Linked DNA regions of Homo sapiens: region 1 is linked to region 2. The links are chromatin loops, found by intact Hi-C in ENCODE. Cell type or tissue: A673. All regions are shown on one strand.

Region 1 (5,000 bases), 55 kb after region 2:
ACTTAAATTCTCTCTGACTCCATTTTAACTCACAGGGTTTGATTAAAATGCATAAATGTATCTCTTGGGATGGAATGTGGTACATGAAAAGTATTCAGTGAATGTTAGGATTACTTTAAATATTTTATTTGTCATCTGTTTTCCTCCATAGAGTGAGGGCGGAGATGTTTCTGTTTGGTTTTCCATGGAGCCTGCAGCGTGGAGCTCAGTGCCTGGGGTTGAACAGATGCTCACATGCTGAATGAATGAGGAAATGGATGATTGAATGGGTAGATTCTTAGCTATAGCTTCTTTGGGATTCCATCCCTCCTTGCTATGTACCAAGGCCTCTGCCCCTAAGCCCCTCTTATGTGGGGGCATGGGGAGGCCATAGCACCAAAGCCCAAAGGGAGCCGTAGAATGCCATGAAAATGCTCAGGGCATCCAGGACAGAAAGGCCACCTCATGGACCCAAAGGACAAGCTGGGTTGGAGGATGAGGAGAAGCTGAGAAGGGGGTCTGGGAAGATTGTGGTCACCGCAGGAAGCAGGTCGTGGTGGCTGAGTGGGAAGATCACTTTCAGAATGTGGGGTTTCTCCCATGACGCAGCCACCAGAGGCACTCCCTGACGTCTCCAGCACACCAGAGAGGCCCACCCTTCTCCAGTGTGATAAATCAATAGGCGTACCTCATTTTAGGGAGCCCGATCTATGAAAATGCCAGCTGGATTTGAAAGTCTGCATTCAATTTATAGGCAAGTTAACTCTAAAGTTCCCACTGCTTCCTTCTGCCTTAAAAAGAAATACAGAAGTTCAGCTTACACACTTAGTTAGGAAAACATCTGTTGTGTAATGTGGTCATGTTAGCCGCCTTGCTTAAAACCCTTCGATGGATTCTCTGTTGTGTTCAAAAGGCTTTCATGTGACCTCTGCCCCCTCCCCACGCAAGCCTCACTACCTCTTCTGCAGCCCATCTGCCGCTTGTTTTCTTCTCTCGCCCCTACCTTCATGAATGAATCTTTGTGATCTTCCTCCCCTGGACTGCTTTTTCCTCCCTCTTTAGTTACCTGACTCCTCCTCATCCTTTGGATCCCAGCCCCTGCATTACCTCCTCCAGGAAGTCCTCCTTGACTTCCTAATGGGCCAAATTTCCCATCTGTAGGCTCAGATGGCTCCACAGTCCTCTCCTTAGTGGTGTTTTGTCACTCTTGGATGACTGTTGACTTCTCTGTGTAATTTTTTTTTTTAACATTTATTTCCTCCACTTTGGTGTAAGCCCAGGAAGGCAGGGGCAGTGCCTGTCTGTTCTTCCTTGTATCCAAGGCACCTGGTAGGGTCTCAGAAGGTGCCTGAGAAATTCTCTTGCCTTCTCTCCATTTTCTCCTCTGCAAGCCAGTCTTTTTTAGGTTGTTCTGGTGGTTACTGGTAATCCTCCGTGTTCTTTGGCTTGTGGATGATCACAGCTAATATGTGTTGATTACTTGCAGGGTGCCAGGCCCTCACAAATCAGATCTCATCCACCAATAGAAGAGTTTTTTACAGTGGGAACGCTGGAGCCCACCTGGCTGGAGCCCCCCCGGCTGGAGCCCCAGCTTTATCACGTACCTGCTCTGCAGCCTTGGACAAGCTCCTCAACCTCTCTGTGCCTCATTTTCCCATCATAAAATGGGACTAAATATAACACATAACTTATGAGTTGTGAGGATTACATAAATTAATTCATGTAATATTTGTTTCTCCAGTTTTAGAGGCTGGAAGTCCATGACCATGGTGTTGGCAGGTTTGGTTTCTTCTGACGTCTCTCTCCTTGGCTTGCGGATGGCCACTTTCTCACCGTGTCCTCGCACAGCCTTTCCCTGGTGTCTCCCATGTGTCCAGAGCTCCTCTTCTAAGAATACCAGTCAGATTGGATTAGGACCCTTTAAGGCCTCATTATAACTTAATTGCCAAAACATTCACATTCCAAAGTGCTAGGGGTTAGGGCTTAAATATGAGTGTGCAGGAAGCACAATTTAGCCGGTAACATCTTCTAATTCAGTACTCTATCCCCATTTTATGGTTGAGAAAACCAGGGCACAGAGAGGTTAAGTTACTTGCCCAAGGTCACATAGCTGCTGAACAAGTATAGGAGTGTAAAACCCAGGTAGTCCGAACCTGGAGCCTGCACTCCACCGCCAGATGGTCTGTTTCCTGGCTCTTCTCCTCTGCAGATCCTCACAGTCTTCCCTTTTTGGAGCTGGTTTGTTTCTTAACAGCAGGGTTGGGAGGAAATCAGGATCCAGGGGTCTTGGTGACTTCTCTCCTGGCCCTTTGCTCCCGTCCAGCCTTGAATCCCTCGTTTGGTGGCAGCTGCCAAAACTACTAGGGGATGGGGACCTTTACTTCTGCACCTAGGCTGTGAGGGAGGTGGAGGCTGCAACAGGGTGGGAAGGTAGTCAAACATCCCAGGAAGTGAGGGGAGTTTCTTGATTCCAGGGTTTCCCTCCCTCCGTATCTTTTTTTTGGATTTTCCAGGAGTTAACTGCTCTTTGAAAATAATCACGTCTGGCTGGGTGCGGTGGCTCATGCCTGTTAATCCCAGCACTTTGGGAGGCTGAGGCGGGCAGATCACTTGAGGTTAGGAGCTCGAGACCATGCTGGTTAACACTGTGAAACCCTGTCTCTACTAAAAATAGAAAAAATTAGCCGAGTGTGGTGGCGGGTGCCTGTAATCCCAGCTACTCAGGAGGCTGAGGCAGGAGAATCACTTGAACCCGGGAGGCAGAGGTTGTAGTGAGCTGAAATTACGCCAATGCATTCCAGCCTGGGCCACAGAGCCAGGCGAGACTCCGTCTCAAAAAGAAAAGAAAGTAATCATGTCTTCCTGGTGAAAGACTTAGGAAAAAATAAAGAGTAACATAGCAAGAGAATATGGAAATAAAACAAAAGCATATTCAATGGAAGGTCACTCTCAATCTTACACCAGTCTCTGGGCCCAGAGACAGCCCTGGGCTGCTCCTATGGGTTTTTCCAGCCTGCCTTCAGGCCAAGAGTTTGAAGCTGGTGCTTGAGGTTGGAGGAACCGGAGGGAACAGCTATTCACCGAAGCCATGGAGGTTCTCCTGGGTGGACCATGGGACATGGGAGAGGCATGTCCTTTTGGGATGGGTGCCTGGCGTGCCACTGCATGGCCAGCCGTGATGCAGTCATTCCCGACTAGTGGAATGAGCTGCTTGTTTCATGCATGCCCCTTTCCTGATGTCCCACCAAATGGACAATCTGCAGAGACACCTATGGTAGGGTGGCTACCGGGTCAGTGGCTTATTCTCTTTGTCATGGTTGCCTGGCCCTCTCCGATCTCTGCCCGCCCCTTGCCTATCTCTGCTTTGTCCCCGCAAATGTCATCTTTTCCTTTTCATCTTGTGGGGTGCAGGGGCCTGGGCTAGGTAGGGTTTGGGAAAGAGCCCTTGGGACCCTTTGGGGAGGATGTGTGACCGGGAGACCCGTGGGTCAGGACAGAGGGCATCTCTACCTTCCTCCATTGTGTGATAAGGGTGTCGGTTGGCAGATCAAAGGGCTTTTTGTTGTTTTATTTTCCTTTCCAGAGCCTTCTTGCTGGGAAAGCAGGCTGTACAACCAAGGGGAACAGCTGCCACCTGTGTGTCCTGTGAGAGGGCAGGGCCAGCCAGGGGCATGGGGCACCTGGTGCTGCTGAGGGGCTGGGACTGGGCCACAGGTGGGAGATTTCCCTGGGGGACTCTGCACCTAGAAGCTGATGGGGACGTAGTGGCCGAGCTCAGAGGCTGTGGGCCCTCAGCAAGACAGGGACACCTGGAAATGCAGAGAATTAGCAAAGAATTGGGGGAGCTGCCCCCACAACCCCATCCTAGCCTGTGAATTTCTGTCTTCCATTGTTCCTCAAATGGAGTGATGGAGGGAGCACTGGACTGCGAGTCCGGAAAGCCTGATCTTTAAGTCCAGTCTTGGTTTGGTTCTAACAAACTCTCATGTTCCCTCTGGACTTCTGTTTTGAGATGGAGTCTCTCTCTGTCACCTAGGCTGGAGGGCAGGGTTGAGATCTTGGCTCACTGCAACTTCTGCCTTCCAGGTTCAAGCGATTCTCCTGTCCCAAGTAGCTGGGACTATAAACGTGCACCACCACACCCAGCTAATTTTTTTGTATTTTTAGTAGAGACGAGGTTTTGCCATCCCTGTGGATTTCTGATATCCCATCCGCATCACGGGAGTGGGGCTGCTTGTTCTCCTTTTAACTCCAGAGCCTCTGGGTCTCCCCTGAGAGTCTTGAACGGGGAACATGACCTCGGAGCCTTGTGTCCCCTGGAGAAAAGCTCTCAGGAAGCCGAGGCGTGGTTGTTGATGGAAATGGGGATGTTGTTTAAATAAATTAAGAGCCAAAGAGGACAATCCGTGGCATTCTTTTCAAGAGCTGGGATGATATGCATAACATTTCCTCCCTTTCATTTGATAATTTTTCCTTCTCAAAGCAGTTTAATGAAAGAAAAGTGTCTGAAGATTGGCTGCACAATGAGCTCAAATAAAAATATTCTTTTAAAAATGTGGTTGCTATGTAATCGAATTTAAATAATGGGCAATTTTTGTTTCTTCGTAGTCTAGCCACTCACAAAGGTCTATTCAAACCTGTCTCAGACATGTATGTGTGTGTGTGTGTGTGTGTGTGTGTGTAAAGAAAAATGACCTTACTGATAGAATATTTTTGGAAAAAAAAATAATGATGATGATAATGTAGCTAAAGTTGTGTGTGTGAGTTCGTGCGTGTCTGCTGGTGAGACATACGGGATTAACATGAAACGTGCTGCTAGAAGGAAGTTCTGAAGGCAGCTGTAGAGTCCTCCTGGCATTTGAATGGGTGCTGTGAGCAAGAGAGGTGAATTCTAGTTTTGGAGTCCCATGGATCTGGGTTCAAATCCTGGGTCGGTCCCTACCAGCCACATGACCTTTGGCAAGTTATTTATTCCCTCTGAACGTTAGTTTCCTCATCTAGAAAAAAGGGACAGCAAAAAC
Region 2 (5,000 bases):
TGAGACCTAGTTGAGATCTGGGCTATGGTAGAAGGCTGGGATAACAAGTAGCCTTTGACTCTTGTCTCTAGCCACCAAGACCTTTGGTCTTCCTGTCAACCTCTTGCCTCCTTTCTTCTATCCTTACTTATGAAAGGAAAAGATGGACCCTTCATTCATCAATCCATCACTCACACATCCAACTATCCATTATGTACCCATTCACCTACCCACCTATCTATCCATCATCCATCCATCCACCCATTCATCCATCATCTATCCATCTATCCATTTATCCATCCATACATCCACCCATCCACCCATCCTTCCATCCTTCCATTTATCCATTCTAAGACTATCCATCCAGCCTCTATTAATCATCCATCCTTCTCCCTTTATCACCCATCCATATTCTCATCCTTTCACTCATTATCCATTCATCCATCATCTGTTCATTTAGTCATCCCTCCCTCACTCTGCACATCCCTTGTTCAAAAAGCCACAGGCTTAATAACAATAGCAATTATACTACAAACAGTTATAGCCACTATTTATGGAAAGCTTACTTTGCATCAGTCACTGTGCTAATTGCTTTCTTGCATTATCTCATCTCACCTACCACTATCCAAAGGGTCCCATGTCACAGATGAGGAAACTGTGATCAATAATCACCTAAATACTCCCTTAGAGATACAAATATGAAGAAGATAGTGTTTCTCTGACTTCCAGCACTCACCATGGAATGAAGGGGACTGACCAGTGAAAATACAGGGTATCCATGAAGTCCAGAAGCCTAGAAAGTCATAACAATGTATGTATATGTTACATATGAAAGATGTCTTTGACAATATTCTGTATGTTTGCCTGTTTCCAGATTTTATGGACACCCTGTACAGTAGAAATACAAAGTGACAGATGCTCAAACAGGACCAGATAAAACATCCTGTAGAAGCATTGCAAGAAGATAAGGGCACGGGGAGAGGAGAGGATGATGCTAGAGTAGCCAGGGAAGGCTTCACTGCAGAAGTAATATGTGAGCTGAGTGTGATTTTGCTAAGCAGAGAAGGGCTTTGCTGGTAGAAACCAGCAAGTAAAAGGGCATGGAGGCATGAATTGAAGACCTGATCAGAGAAATGCAAATCACTTTTAGTGTTTGCAATAAAGGAGTCATGGGAGAACCTGGGCAACATGAGACCTTCAAAAAAGGCCACCTTGAGCCCATGGGTGTCATTAGAATGACATGGGTATCAGAAATAAATGACCCAGTGCTGCCCAGTTGACATGCTATCTTTAGATGGGGAAAAATAACAGATTACTAAATAGCCTAGTCACTATTATCCGATTTTGTGCTGTAAAGTGCATACAGTCATCTTTCAGTATCCCTACAGGATTGGTTCCAGGATCCCCTGTGGATACCAAAATCCACAGATACTCAAGTCCCTTATATAAAATGGAGTCATATTTGCATATAACTTATGCACATCCTCCCATATACTTCAAATCATCTCTAGATTACTTATAATACTTAATACAATGTAAATGCTACATAAATAGTTGCTGTAGTATATTTTTAACTTGTATTATTTTTATTGTTGCATTTTTTGGTTTTAGTTTTTTGAATATTTATGACCCTCAGTTGGTTGCATCTGCACATGCAGAAACTGCAGATATGGAGGGCCAGTTGTATATGTCTGGAGTAAAAGGCTGGAAGGATATTCTAGGATGTCAGCAATGGAGATTTCTGGGTAGCGGGATTTGGGATAATTTTTATTTTCTCCCCATACTTTCTTCATCATGAGCATGGTGGAAGGAAAAAGGGCTTGGGCCCTGGGGGGCAGGGCATCTGGGTTGGATGTTCTATTGGCCACTGACTTGCAAGGAGGCCTTGGGCAAGTCCCTTCCCCTCTCTGGCTCTTGGCTTCCTCACCTGTAGGATGAGAACTGGCCCAGGGCTCCCTGAAGGTCCCATCTGGCCCAGCTACCCCAGGCTGGGGTTTCTCAGACTGCAATCTGGAAATGTGTCCTTAGGGGGTCCTTGCATTCTATGAAAAGTGTCCAAAAAATGGCCGGGCACAGTGACTCATGCCTGTAATCCCAGCACTTTGGGAGGCCAAGGCAGGCAAATCACTTGAGGCCAGCAGTTCGAGACCAGCCTGACCAACATGGTGAAAACCCATCCCCACTAAAAATACAAAAAAATTAGCCAGGCATAGTGGTGCACACCTGTAATCCCAGCTACTCGGGAGGCTGAGGCACGAGAATCACTTGAACCTGGGAGGCGGAGTTTGCAGTGAGCCAAGATTGTGCCACTGCACTCCAGCCTGGGCAACAGAACAAGACTCTGTCTCAACAAAAAAAAAAAAAAAAAAAGAAAAGAAAAAGAAAAAGAAAAAGAAAATTGTCCAAAAAATATTTGTGTGCTTTCATTTTCATAATGAAATCCGAGGAATGAGTTGTACATACACATAATGTACTAAAAGTTGTGTCTGGGACATAGTGAAGCCTCCATACATGTGAGCTATTTTTATTAAGAAAAATAAAAAAGCCATCTATCATTTATTCATCTCTGTTGCAGTGATAATTCGCAACAGAAAGACATTTTCCTGGGATAAGATTTTGGTTCTTGGGCCGTTGTTTCTCAAATTGGGACCTGTGGATCTCAGGGGCCCCCAAGACACTCTGTAAAAGGGGCCTGCTACTCAAGTTGAATAAGAAACAAGTCTGGGGCCCCTGAAGAGCCGGGAGTGTGGGCTCTGATACCTCTCGTCCCTGCTTTCATGTCTTCCCTTCAGCCGGGGTGACTTGCTTTTTCCTGAGGCCTTGGAAAGACGCGTACCTTTCCCAGGAAAATGAGTCCCTGAGGAGGCCTCCCCGCCTGCAGGCTCACTCCAGCACCTGTGTTCTGTAACATAGCCCTAATTGAAATCACATTAACATTATGATTCCATTACGGGGAACAAGAGGCTGGCTGCAGGAATGCGCCCCACGGGGCCTAATCAGCTGGACTGGATCATTTATAAAGGGCTGTGCATCTGCCTGGAGCTTCAGTGTTAAGTAAGGCAGACAGGGGCCTATTCATTATTAACAAGGCTTTATGTGTTTGGCCAGGCAGGAGTACAAAGCTGGCCGCAAGGGGAGTCTGAGGGAGGAGAGGCATTCAGGTGCTGACTGCAGGTGCCCCGTCTGCTGGTGCCCCGTCTGCCTTGTCGGTCAGTGGAGTCTGAGATGGAGCTGCTTCTGCCCAGGTGGAGGCGACTTCCTATCCCTAAACCTGGACTGTGGCCACTCCTCATGCTGAAGGGGGAGGCTGAGTAACTTGCCTGAAGTCCCTTAAGTAATACGTAGTGGAGTCAGAATTTGAACCCAGGCAAGCTGAGTTCAGAGCCCACATGCTTGGCCAACTTGCGGTCTACAGTCCACCCCTTGGCAGTTCATACCTCTCCTGAGATGTGCCCTGGTACCAATCAGTGCTCCCCAAACTCAAAAGCTTTGAGGTTGTGATGTAAAGGAAAGAGCACTGGAAATCAGAAAATGTGGTTGGAGGGCCAACTCCTCCATTCATTTATTACTCTAAGTACCAGCACTGTGCCAGGCACTGTGTTAGGTGCTGCCGCTGAAAAGGCGACTGAGACCCAGTCCTTGCTCTATAGGAGTTCAATAACCACTTGGTGACACCCTACGCTGCAGGGACTGTGTCCCCCAAGCACTGGACATATGTGGTTTTGTCGGCCCCTTAACGATAATGAATGAACCTTTCATCATAATGCAGTGTGTGAGAACCATGAACACAGAACTTCATCAACTGTACATATTCTGTCATAAAATGTAATTCTAGATCATTAAATGCTAATTTAATTACATATGATTGGAGGCGACAGCGTGTGCTGGTTAGGAGCACAGGCTCTGGGATCCGACAGCCTCAGTTCTAATCCTGGATCTGTTACTTATCAGTTGCGCCGCCCCAATCATGTTACATCACCTCCTATGTTTGCCCCTTCTGCCTTACTTTGTCCTGGGTACAGGGGATGAGGTGGAAGGAGGCCACCAGGATGAGCAATACTGATACCTCGTAGAAAGAGGTTTGCAGAACTGGGGAAGAAAATGGTGGGCAGAGGAGTATGGTGGCTGAGAGTGTGGGGTCTGGGGGTAGAAAGACCTGGTCTCTAGTCATAGCTCTATTCCCGTGGCTGTGTGACCCTGAGCGAGTAACTACATGGGGACTCTCACCTTCTACACCTGCAAAATGGGGGCAATAGCAACACTTACCTTACAAAGCCGTTATCAGGATTGAATGCAATGACAGCAGTAAAGCGCACAGCACATGGTCTGAAAGCAGTAAGGAGTACACACAAAAAAGATCCCCCAAACCAAACACCTAATAGCCTTCACCTAGAATTTTAGAAGAATCTTCACCACCCAAGGTGTGATGGGGGTATTCTTAGATTCCACCAGCTGTGGTCCATTTGAAACAGTGAGATGCGTTGGTAAGACCCATTCTGTAGGATTGAAAGTTGATGATGGGCGTGGATATGTCTGTAAACAGAAACACAGTGCACAAGTGTGCAACTCCCCTCATTGAGCATTGATCATACACCAGGCCAGGACTCAGATGAGATGGGTGGGGAATGAGAGGGATGATCTCCGGACACCCAGGAGAGTCCAGTTGGCTGGAGGAGGTATTGGGCAACTCAGACGACCCCACATGTATGGTATCAACTTGAAAATCAGGACTTTGGAGGGGAGAGAGTGGGCAGAAAGGTGGTGGCTGAGGTGCCAGCTCCCCTGCTGCTCCCTGCCCATGCTGCCTGGCATTGCTGGGGTCTGTTCACTGGGTCTGACCACAACCTCTCTTGTGTCTTCTTCCCTCATCCAAGCAAGAAAGACAGTTTGGTTCCCTTCCCTCCAATGTGCTGGGGACCCTGAGTCTGTCCAAATAATAATTTTTAAAAACAATCAGGCTTTATTGTGAGCCAGACCCTAAGTCCTTTACATTGGACTTTAACAGCTGTGCTGGGAGGAAT

The links. Peaks named below come from ENCODE experiments on the same cell type or tissue, not always from the same donor. Only the 100,000 strongest peaks of a DNase experiment are listed, where the experiment ranks them.
Region 1: a loop joins it to region 2, with 4 times the contacts of the local background. A loop is called at or near these places in 5 of 110 quality-filtered maps.

Annotation. Positions count from the first base shown.
Region 1 is chr11:44,736,816-44,741,815 of GRCh38, forward strand. All of the region lies in intron 1 of TSPAN18 (tetraspanin 18), which reads left to right. Among named protein-coding and RNA genes, the nearest start is that of TSPAN18-AS1, 2.6 kb to the left of the region's middle. In A673, no CTCF peak of the experiment used is centred here; no DNase peak of the experiment used is centred here.
Region 2 is chr11:44,682,119-44,687,118 of GRCh38, forward strand. No RefSeq gene overlaps it. Among named protein-coding and RNA genes, the nearest start is that of LINC02704, 17 kb to the right of the region's middle. In A673, no CTCF peak of the experiment used is centred here; no DNase peak of the experiment used is centred here; H3K27me3 peaks cover 748 bases.